Linked DNA regions of Mus musculus: region 1 is linked to region 2. A link is a contact called in ENCODE POLR2A ChIA-PET data. All regions are on one chromosome and are shown on one strand. Each heading gives the region's core, a stretch centred on a gene start or an enhancer-like site at or near the end of the contact. The rest is flanking DNA. Distances are from core to core; before and after follow the strand shown. Region 1 holds the start of Pfkl (phosphofructokinase, liver, B-type). Region 2 holds the start of Icosl (icos ligand).

Region 1 (5,969 bases), core at 1,958-4,457, 60 kb before region 2:
CAGGTGCCAACCCAAGCAGTTCTCAGCATTGCAGAGAACAAGCTAGCAACTCTCATGGAGACGGCCCTTCTTGTTAGAACAGGGTCCTCGAGGGGACCTGTGAGAGCAGAAGCCCGAGAGGGCCGCAAGAAAGCTGCTTTGGCAAAGCGTTCCTGTTACTGTTGAACCACTCTGTAGAGTGCCAGTCACTGTGTTGATGGGCTAAGAGTCTGGGGTTGGAGGACAGGGGCACCCCCCAGCTTGATGCACCCAGTGACACTTTCTGCTCTGCACTGAGGCCAGGGAACAAGGGATGGCCAGAAGGGGCAGCATGGCCTTCAGTGCTAATGTCACGTTTCTGCTGTGCATGCTAGACTGTGGCAGAGGTCTGGACTCCCACCCTCTATGTGTGCCGCTGTCCCCACAATTCATTTTATAGCCCAGAACTCATAACAATCCTCCTGCCGCAGCCTCACAATTACTGGGATTACAGGCCTGAGCCACTGCACCCAGCTAAAGGCCTTTTCAACTGCACTTCAATTTGCTTTTCCTTCTCAGAAAGGAAAAGGGCAAAGACCAGGCCCAATCAAAGAGCCATTAGCAGGCAGCAGGCATTGTCTGTTGGTCTGTCAACGGATAGCCATAGCTGCCCTCTGAAGAGCCAAAGGCTGGATATGCATTTGTTGCAAAAATTACCTCAGAGAGAGACCTTTGGGAAAACAAAGTGTTATACAGACACCAAGAGATGATCCCGGGCCTACCAAAGTGTTACTTATCAGCTAAAAAGTCTGTGTCCAATCCCAGAACCGCCCCCCCCCCCCCCTCAGCGCAGGCAGCTCGCTACACAAACAGGAAATCAGGGTCTCCCCTGACCTCAGGGAAGACAGAACCACAGAGCAATTTAGGTACTGGGAAGAGACGGGAAGGAACAGCCAGAGTGGACCAGGCTTCGATGTGACTGAGATTAGCCAGGCTGGTTTGTTGCAGTTGTTTGGTTAATTGGTTTTTTTGTTTTGCTTTTTTTTTTTTTTCTACCTGTGGTTCTTTTTAAACAAAGTCCTCCAGTCAAACAGACTTTGGTGAACAGCAGCCCTCCTCAGTTCCCTAACATGACTCTTGGCCAACAGGAAGGGAGAGACTTGGGTCTGAAAAGGATGGGTCTTCCTGCCTGGCTCAAAGGAAAAAAGAAACCTTTTCATAGGCCAGAGGCAGCGCACAGGTTAGGCCAAGGAGCTGGTTACCTCCAGCCAGGCCAGGACTGGGATCTAGGCCCGTGTTGCCTTCTCAAATGAGGACTGGTGTTCACATGTTCACTGCATGCAGATGGGGCTCCGTGAGCACACAGAAGGCATGAGGAGCCCAGCAGCTGACTGGGCACAGAAGAAAGCAGGGCCTGGGGAACACACCCACAGGCGCTTCCAGAATTCAGGCAACAGAAGGCTCCACTCTGTCCCATACCAGCTGCTGCCCCTTGCCCACTGATACTGACCCTACCCAAAGAGGACTCTGGGAAAACCTGTAGAGATCTTGCCCTGAAGCCAGAATGGAAATGTAAGCAGGTTTTGCCTACCCTCTCCTGACCAGGAAGGGCCTCCTGTCTCTGGTTCCTCCACCAGCCTCCAAAACAAATGTCTGTCACCCTGGTGGCCCTGGCCTGGCAGCTGCCTCTCACAGAAGGCAGCAGAAGTCCTCGCGCAGAGACCACTCAATATTACCATCCCTCAGACACTGGGGCCTCCCTTGCTCAGACAGGAGCCTGAGGTGGATAGCCTATCTATGCCTGCCAGAGGCAGGAGCCCTACAAATGGGACTCAGGACTCTGCTGGCCTCACTGAAATGCCTATCTAATGGGTGATGTGGGCCTAGTCAGGGCCTCTCTTGTGGTCCACTACCATGGGTGATTCTTCCACAGGTCCCCGGCCCAGTCTCAGTGACAGCACTGGGATGTACAAGCTGAAACAGCCCTGAAAAAGGGTATGCTGACTGCCAGCCTAGACCAGGCCCAGGGGACCCAACAGAGATTTGAGATTTCCAGCATTATGGGAGTCAGAGTGACATTTTTTCCTGCCTTCCTGGACTTGCAATCATGCTTGTAAGATGTATCTATCCTGTGTTGTTCCTACCGATCTCTTAGGTAAGGGCTGGGCAGTCAGGAACCCCGCTTAGGAGCATGTGTGTCTGTATTTCCTGAAATGTTTGGAAGGAAATGGCGAAGCTCAACTGCAGTGCTCAGGGAAGCCAAGCCCCTTGAAGCTCCACGTGTCTTCCTCAGCCCCCAACTGGGTAGTATTTCTTTTCAGCCGGACCCAACTAGAGCCACAGACTTCGCACATCAGCAGTCAGCCTGGAACCAGGCCACCAAGAGAGGGGCTGAGAAGAGGGCAGATCCTCCCAAGCCCAGACTTTTCCCTAGCCTTACCAGGCCGAGAAGAGGCTGTGCACCCTCAACTATTAGCCCTGTGGTGCTTGCCCTGTTACACCGGTAAAAAAATACCCCCGCTCCACGCCCTCTGTTCTCCACTTAAGTCTCCATCCAAGGGACAGGAAGCAGCCCAGGCAAAGGCGTGTGGGCAAGCCTGCCTCAGTCTCACCCCATCCCAGTACAGAGAAGGTAGGAATCACAGGCTGCACGGGGGAGGGTACAGGGTCCCTGATCCTTTCAAATTCCGGCCTGTGAAACTTGGCCGGCTGTGCTTCTCTTAGAGGTCCTGACACGTGTGGCCTAGAAAGGAATAGCCCGGTGCCCTAAGTCTGCGTGCTGCGCGGACACACCCCCAAACCGGGCGGACCTAGGCAGCGCGAGGGCGGGGCGTGCCAAGGCCCGTGGCCTGCAGCACGTACGCCAGCTACCCGGGGCGGAGCTTGGGGACAGGGACCTGAAGCCACGGTGCTCCACAGGAGATTGGCTGGCCAAGTACACCCCAGATCCCTAGGCGAGGGGCAGTGGACAAGCCCGAAGGGTTCCGAGGACAGGCAGAAACCCCAGATCCATCCCTAAACACGCCCCCGCGTCCCATCACCTTGCGCATCACCGCCGCTGGTCAGCACTCCAATGGCCTTGCCAGCCCCCGACATCCGCAGTTTCTCCAGGTCCACGGTAGCCATGGCGGCAGCGGAGACCAGGAGCCCAAGCTCCTCTCCCGCCGCTCTGCGTTCCGCGCCGCTGTCGCCTGTCCCCGCCCCGTGCGCCTGCCTGTGTACCCGGTTTGTCCCGCCCCGCCCCGGCTCCGCCCCCAGTATAACGTTTGACTGACAGGCTCGGGGACCTGGTCGCCCCTCTAGTGGCTGCTGGAGAAGGTAGCTGCGCTAAGAAAGGCGGAGCGCACGCCAGTCTACAAATGTCTGCGCAGCGGTTCCGGAACCCTGGTTCCCCAGGCCCGCCACCGAACTCCCCAGGTACCCAGCAGCTAGGATCAACGTCCTCACCAAATGAAGTTCACAACCTGAGCCTGACTGAAGTTTCTGGGCAAGTGGAGTTCATGCTACAGCAAGCTGATTTTACATCTGTCCAGGCGCTGTTAAAGGAAACCTGTAGCCAAGTCTCACGGGCATTTTAAATCCCACTTGGCCAGCATCCGGGGATGCAGGTGTGGCTTGGGTGAGAATTCCTAAGCCGCTCCTTGAGTTGATTTAGGCTTGCAACAGTCTCCTTCGAGCCGAAGTTAAAAAAAAAAAGGAAAAGGAAAAAAGCCAAACAAACAAAAAAAGGAGAAAGAAAGAAAGAAAGAAAGAAAGAAAGAAAGAAAGAAAGAAAGAAAGAAAGAAGGAAAGAGAGAGAGAAAGAAAGAAAGAAAGAAAGAAAGAGAGAAAGAAAAAGAGAAAGAAAGAAAGGGAGAAAGGGAGAAAGAGAGCAAAAGAAAACATAGGAAAGCTGCAGTTGTATCTGAGACGATAGCCACGATTCGTCCCATCGCGACTGCTGAATGTAGTTGGGGATTTGGAAAGAGAAACACTTAGCGTAGCATTTTTACTTCAGGGTGATTTGCTAAACCTGCCGCTTCTCTCAACTCTCACAGCTCCTGGTTCAGGCGAGTGGCCTTTGCCTGAGCACAAAGTGGGGAACCAGCCCCTCAGGATTGGTTAGAGGGATTCGAAGCTGGTGGAGCAATGGTCAGATCCAGGACTCTCAAGGAAAGCTACCCACAGTCCAGAGCGCTGGATCTGGGCTGCCATGGTAGGGCTGTCCTGCAGAGATGAGGGTACCCCATCTGACCCTGACAGTTTGTTGATTTTTGCCTGGTTTTGCTAAATTCTTTAAGAGCTATTTTTATTGTCTGGCAGTGGTGACACACGCTTTTAATCCCAGCATTCAGGAAGCAGAGACAGGCAGATCTTTGAAGGTCAGTTTGGTCGATAGAGCAAATTTCAGGACAGCCAAGGCTATACAAAGAAACCAAGAACAGGGATAAAAGGAATAAAGGAAAGAAGGAAGGGGCGGTCCGTTTAACTCAAATTCTAAGAACATAACAGGGCTTTTGTTGGTGGGGAGTGGGGAGGTGTTTTGGCTGGAGATATGGCTCAGAGGTTAAGAGCACTGGCTGCTTTTCCAGAAGTCCTGAGTTCTAGTCCTGACAACCACATGGTAGCTCACAATCATCTGTAATGGGATCTGGTGCCCTCTTCGGGTCTGTAGGCATACATACAGGCAGGCCATACACACAGTATACATAATAAATAAACCTAAAGAAAAAAAAGAAAAAATGTTTTACTGGATTGTAGGGGGGTTATAACTCCTGCATAAAAGGTTATAAGAGGGCTGATGAGATGGCTCAGTGGGTAAGAGCACCCGACTGCTCTTCCGAAGGTCCGAAGTTCAAATCCCAGCAACCACATAGTGGCTCACAACCACCCGTAATGAGATCTGATGCCCTCTTCTGGTGTGTCTGAGGACAGCTACAGTGTACTGACATATAATAAATAAGTAAATCTTTTTTTAAAAAAAAAAGGTTAGGAGAGAAAAACTTGCTGTAAACTCAAGTTTCAAAGTAGTTTATAGAAAATACTAGCTGGGCATGGTGGCACACGCTTTTAATCCCAGCACTCAGGAGGCAGAGGCAGACGGATTTCTGAGTTCAAGGCCAGCCTGGTCTACAAAATGAGTTCCAGGACAGCAAGGGCTATACAGAGAAACACTGTCTCAAAAAACCAAAAAAAAAAAAAAAAAAAAAAAAAAAAAAAAAGAAAAGAAAAGAAAAGAAAAGAAAATACTAATGTCTAATGTGGCTTACAATGGACTAGAAACATCAAAAAAGGAGCATAAAAGCTATATACTGGCTATAGAGCCCTCACAAGTAGCCGCTGCACCAACATTTTTGATCATCATTTTCCTGTCATCTTAGCACCTATGTGTATATACATGTGTGCCCTTCTGGATTCTGTTTGTTTGTTCTTTTTAAAAAAAAAAACTTATTTAATTTATATGAGCATACTGTAGCTGTCTTCAGACACACAAGAAGAGGGCATCAGATCTCATTACAGATGGTTGTGAGCCACCATGTGGTTGCTAGGAATTGAACTCAGGACCTCTGGAAGAGCAGTCAGTGCTCTTAACTATTGAGCCATCTATCTCCCTAGCCCTGTTTGTTCCTGAGACAGAGTCTCCATGTAGCCTTGGCTGGCCTGGAACTCAATGTGTTTACCAGGCTGCCTATGAACTCACAGAAATCCCCCGTCTCTGCAAAGGCATGTATCACCACTCCTGGCTCCCATTTATAGTCTTATTTTTGTTTTTGGTTTTTTCGAGACAGGGTTTCTCCGTATAGCCCTGGCTGTCCTGGAGCTCACTTTGTAGACACCAGGCTGGCCTCGAACTCAGAAATCAGCCTGCCTCTGCCTCCTGAGTGCTGGGATTAAAGGCGTGTGCCACCACGCCTGGCTCATTTATATTCTTAAAAATACAATGTGATTCCACCTCACTCATTAGAAGAACCATAGGTCACTATCCATCTACAGATGGCAAGTGCTGACCAGAATGGTCTGCTTGGAGCACT
Region 2 (5,773 bases), core at 3,053-5,552:
GGGAGGCAGAGGTGGGAGGATTGATAACCAGAGGCCAGCCAGGAGTGATCCTGTTAGCATTCCTTCTAGGCTCCACCCCACAGTTACCTGGCAACAGGAAGGCATGCCTGATTCACTATAAAAGGGGCTGCTTGCCCCCTCCTCTCTCTTACACTCTTTGTCCCTTCTTTCCCCATTCCCCTCCCCCATCTCTCCACCTGTTCCTGGCTGTCCACTCTTCCTTCTCTTCTCTTCTCTTCTCTTCTCTTCTCTTCTCTTCTCTTCTCTTCTCTTCTCTTCTCTTCTCTTCTCTCCTCTCCTCTCCTCTCCTCTCCTCTCCTCTCCTCTCCTCTCCTCTCCTCTCCTCTCCTCTCCTCTCCTCTCCTCTCCCCTCCCCCTCCTTTTCCTCTCTCTCTCTCTCTCTCTCTCTTCCTTTCTCTGTCTTTACTCCCCCAACTTCCCTCCCCATGCCCTGAATAAACTCTATTCCATACTATATCCATTGCATGGCTGGTACCTCAGGGAAGGGGTGTCTCAGCATGGATGCACAGAGGCACCCCCTTCCACCTCAGCATACTGGGCCTCTACCAAACATATCCTGGTTTTTTCTTTTCTCTTTCTTTCTTTCTTTCTTTCTTTCTTTCTTTCTTTCTTTCTTTCTTTCTTCTTTGAGATTTATTTATTTATTTTATGTATATTAGTACACTGTAGCTATACAGATGGTTGTGAGCCTTCACGTGGTTGCTGGGGAATTTAGGACCTCTGCTCGCTCTCTCAGTCCCTGAGAGCTCTGGCACAAGGATTTATTTATTTATTATTATAAATAAGTACAGATGGTTGTGAACCACCATGTGGTTGCTGGGATTTGAACTCAGGACCTTCGGAAGAGCAGTCAGTGTTCTTAACCTCTGAGCCATCTCTCCAGCCCTCTCTTTTGTTCTTTTTATAAAACACAACAGATCCTGTCTCAAAATCAAACCAAAGCACAAGTCTGTATCTGTTGTGATCTGTGCAGTTCAGGGTGTGCATTAACTCATGAGGAATCTTAGTATCTTACAGCAATGTGATCTGTGCAGTTCAGGGTGTGCATTAACTCATGAGGAATCTTAGTATCTTACAGCAATGTGATCTGTGCAGTTCAGGGTGTGCATTAACTCATGAGGAACACTTAGTATCTTACAGCAATGTGATCTGTGCAGTTCAGGGTGTGCATTAACTCATGAGGAACACTTAGTATCTTACAGCAATGTGATCTGTGCAGTTCAGGGTGTGCATTAACTCATGAGGAATACTTAGTATCTTACAGCAATGTGATCTGTGCAGTTCAGGGTGTGCATTAACTCATGAGGAACACTTAGTATCTTACAGCAATGTGATCTGTGCAGTTCAGGGTGTGCATTAACTCATGAGGAACACTTAGTATCTTACAGCAATGTGATCTGTGCAGTTCAGGGTGTGCATTAACTCATGAGGAACACTTAGTATCTTACAGCAATGTGATCTGTGCAGTTCAGGGTGTGCATTAACTCATGAGGAATACTTAGTATCTTACAGCAATGTGATCTGTGCAGTTCAGGGTGTGCATTAACTCATGAGGAATCTTAGTATCTTACAGCAATGTGATCTGTGCAGTTCAGGGTGTGCATTAACTCATGAGGAATACTTAGTATCTTACAGCAATGTGATCTGTGCAGTTCAGGGTGTGCATTAACTCATGAGGAATCTTAGTATCTTACAGCAATGGTTCTCAACCTCTGAACCACTGCGATCTTTTAATACAGTTCCTCAAGTTGTGGTGACTTTCATCCATAAAGTTATTTTTGTTACTACTTCATAGCTGAAGTTATGTTACTGTTATGTCTTGTGATATAAACATCTATGTTTTTTGATGGTCTTGGGTGACCCCTGTAAACAAATTATTCAATCCCAAAGGGGTTGCGGCTTACAGGTTGAGAACCATTCTTCCATCAGTGTTGGGTAACTTACTTGGTGGTGCATAGTTTCCAAGAAGCAAAGGTGGGATTTGAGCCCAGCCATGTATTTGCCACGGTCTCCTGCAGGCTCCCAGGGGCTCCTTCCCTGCACCTGCCCAACTCTGCCTAGTGTCCATTTCTAGCCAAGATATAAATCACTTCCTTACTATGCTAAGGTCCCTTTGTTTAGCAGCATTTGGCTTTCTGGGATTCCAGATGTTGTGGGGAAGTGCAGGGCACTAATTTTTGCAGAGCTCCTGTCCCTGCCGCTTTGCCAGCCATAGCATAGTCCAGGTCAGCCATAAAAGCCCCTTCAACCTTTGCTCTCTACTGCCTGCCTGGAAGAACTGCTGAGTGAGGATCAGGACACAAGGCAAGGAGTGGCATAAGTGTCAGCCAATGGGGGCGCTGTTCTGGCCCCTGGGCATCAGTGATAGGCCCAGATGTTGATGCCAAGTCAGGCCTATCCAATCAGAGAAGCCTCGAGATTAGTGCTGGGGGTTGTACAGCTGGAGTGGAGTGGACCAGAGCTGGGGAGCCTGTGGCCAGGAGAGTTGGAACATAGGATGTGGTGGTACCCTATCGGCTCCATCTGCCAATTGATGCCAAGGTGACTCCCCAACACGGGCTTCTGCTGAGTCCTCAGTGCTGCCAACCTAGTGGGGGAGAAGAGCAAGTGAGGCCACCACTCCCGATGTGCGATGTACTTACCAAGACTCCGGGTTGACTCCTGGATTATGTCTGCCAGAGCCCAGGGGTCAAGTTCTGATAACTTCTGTTTTTTCCTAGCACACGAAGAAGGTAGCCCCCCTCCCTGCAGGAGGGCCAACCCCCACCCCCACCCTCAGGCTGCTTACCTCGGCCGCACTGGTCCCCACCTCTGCTTGTCTCTTCTGTTCTTTTGTGCTTGTCCTGGCCTGCTCCCTGATGTTGATAGCCAAGAGCCAGAGATTTTTAGTTTCTCTCTCTCTCTCTCTCTCTCTCTCTCTCTCTCTCTCTCTCTCTCTCTCCTCTCTCTCTCTCTCCTCTCTCTCTCTCTCTCTCCCCCTCCCTCCCTCCCTCCCTTTCTTTTTTTTTCAAGACAGGGTTTCTCTGTGTAGCCCTGGCTGTCCTGGAACTCACTCTGTAGACCAGGCTGGCCTCGAACTCAGAAATCCACCTGCCTCTGCCTCCCAAGTGTTGGGATTAAAGGCATGCGCCACCACTGCTCGGCTTCTTTTTCTTTTCTTTTCTTTTCTTTTCTTTTCTTTTCTTTTCTTTTCTTTTCTTTTCTTTTCTTTTCCTTTTTTCTTTTTTCTTTTCTTCTTCTCTTCTCTTCTCTTCTCTTCTCTTCTCTTCTCTTCTCTTCTTTCCTCCTCCTCCTCCCCGCCTCCTCCTCCACCTTCTCTTCCTTTTCTTTTTCGAGACAGGGTTTCTCTGTGTAGCCCTGACTGTCCTAGAACTCACTCTGTAGACCAGGCTAGCCTCAGACTCAAGAGATCCACCTGCCTGCCTCTCCCTGGCCTCCCGCATTCTCAATTCACTGGCAGGTGGGGCGGGGAGGGGGCGTGGGGGTTGAGGGAGAGCAGGGAATGGGGTGAGAAGAGAGTCCTGAGCTTAGACACAGGCTCAACGCTTATGAACCGTTAAGGCTCTCCCAGAGTGAGTGCCAGAGAGCACGAGGCTGGGAACAGGATTGCCAAGTCTGGCTGGCTTTGGAGGAGAAAATGGACACTTCATTCTGTGTTCCACAACTTTATCCCTCACCAAGCCTTCGAAGTTGGGTGATGGGAGATCTGGACAAGAGTGGAGCCCGTCTTCTCCTCCCTTTCTCCCTCCTGCTGGCCCCTCTCTCCTCCCACTCGCCTGGCTTTCACTTTTTAATTCCTAGTCGTTAGGTTTTCTGATCATCTACGGTCTTTGGTCAGCCCCAGGTCCGGGCTTTGAACCTTGGTTCATCTTCTACAAGACAGGGCCCAACATCGGGCTCTAAAAGAGGGACGCAGGGACCAGGCCGGGAATGTTCTGGGCAGCGTTGGGGGGGGGGGGGGTGGGGGGTGCAGCGGCTGAGTTTCCTGTCTTCCCACCCTCACCCTAAGCCTCAGTGCCCAGACTTTCGGCCGCACCGGAGCCGGCCCTCCTTTTGCCCTCGCCGGGATCCACAAACCACCCCACACCCTGGCACCTGTAACTCATGCCCAAGTCTCCGACCCTGCTCAGCAGCCGATTGGGTTACTTTCGGGAGCGGGAGAGCGGAGGCGGAGCTCCCCGCCTCCAACCCCCGCTCGGAGGTGGCCGGAGGGATGGGCCGAGGGCGGGATCCCGCCTGTGCCCAATTAGCCAGGCGCGCAGCGCTAGCGAGCGCAGTTACAGCGGGTCTCCTGCCGCCAAAGCCTCAAGAACCCCAGATTTCAGCGCCCCAAGCCTGGAAGCTCCCCAGTTCTTCGTGGCCCCCAACAGCTCCGGAACCCCAGCCGCTGCAACTCTCCGCGTCCGAAATCCAGCACCCCGCAGTCTGCGCTCGCACCATGCAGCTAAAGTGAGTCCGTTCGCTGTTGTGTCCCGTGAGTGGGGTGGGGGAGCCGGGGACCCACCCGAACTAGGACTGAGATTGCCCGACGCTAGCGCAGCGGCTCTGTACCGGCGCAGATGTGCCCAGTTCCGGACGGCTAGCGGCCACACCTGGACCTGCCGGCTTGGACGGCAGGGGGCGGCGCAGGGCTAACCCGCTGCACCCGCGGACCAGACCCCGGCGCGTGGGCGGCTGTAGGCGGAGGAAGGGCAAGAGCCGGTACTGAAGGTGAAAACTCATAGCAGCCATGGGCACTGGCTTAGCCGCCGCCGCCCTTCTCCCTGTTGATTTCCCAGAAGGGAGGATGTGTGTTACCTCAAAGGCCAGCTGATACCCAGTGCATGGGGACAGGACACCTCCTTGTACACTTGACTTCCCTCACAGATCCAGACTGGGCAGGGGAAGTGGGAGGTGTGTAGGAGGGGTGTGTGTGTGTGTGTGAGAGAGAGACAGTTTTGCGCTCCGGCGTTTTGCAAATATTTCCCTCAGGCACTTGTACCGTAGACACTCCATCTCCACTGGCTACTTGCTGAGGTCCTCAGTCCACAAGTGTCCTAACCACAGAGTCTCCAGGGATAGAAAAGGGGAGACCTTGCAGGCTACCGAGTGCCTGCTGGCCAGTGGCTGGCTTGAGTTTGTGGTTTGCCCACTAATCATTCCTGGGGACACCCCCCCCCCCCCGTGTGTGCGTGTGTGTGTGTGTCCATCCATCCCTCCCTGTGGCTTCCCAAGGGTTTCTTTTGAGACAATCTTCTGAGAATTTCAGGGCTGCTGTTGAAAGAGAGGGAGAATTTTTGGTTGGTTGGTTGGTTGGTTGGTTGGTTGGTTGGTTGGTTGGTGTTTTTTTGAGACAGGGTTTCTCTGTGTAGCCCTGGCTGTCCTGGAACTTACTCTGTAGACCAGGCTGGCCTCAAACTCAGAAATCTGCCTGCCTCTGCCTCCCAAGTGCTGGGATTAAAGGCGTGCGCCACCACTGCCTGGCTGAGAGTGAGGTTTTATAAAAGGTGTGTGGGCAACTGTGAAGTGTCTGTGACCTGCTGCAGGGTCTTAGCCCCTATAGAGAGTCTCCATAGAACAGACGGCCTTGGGAGACTAGGCAAACTCTGGCTAAAGTATCCAAGACTGCTTTAGAGTAGGGTGAAGTGCCCTTCTTCCCACCACCCTTCTCCCCCCCCCCCCCTCACTCCCACCACCAACCAGACCTCTAAAAGGAGGCAGCTAGGCTGAGATACATAGGACACCGTCTTTTGTGTATCACCAAGGGCCTGGA

The links. ChIA-PET counts read pairs that join two places held with the same protein, here RNA polymerase II (POLR2A).
Region 1: POLR2A ChIA-PET joins it to region 2 with 19 read pairs in embryonic stem cell. The contact joins the promoter of Pfkl here to the promoter of Icosl in region 2. POLR2A ChIA-PET finds 5 or more read pairs at or near these places in 4 of 5 experiments (Patski and embryonic stem cell).

Annotation. Positions count from the first base shown.
Region 1 is chr10:78,006,600-78,012,568 of GRCm38, forward strand. Pfkl (phosphofructokinase, liver, B-type) reads right to left here and starts at 3,208. Exons shown (of 22, transcript NM_008826.5): 1 at 3,000-3,208. The coding sequence starts at 3,084.
Region 2 is chr10:78,065,066-78,070,838 of GRCm38, forward strand. It overlaps Icosl (icos ligand), which reads left to right and starts at 4,303. Exons shown (of 7, transcript NM_015790.3): 1 at 4,303-4,470. The coding sequence starts at 4,460. It overlaps Gm51775 (a long non-coding RNA gene), which reads right to left and starts at 5,410. Exons shown (of 3, transcript XR_003948913.1): 1 at 5,395-5,410; 2 at 2,810-2,876; 3 at 895-2,608.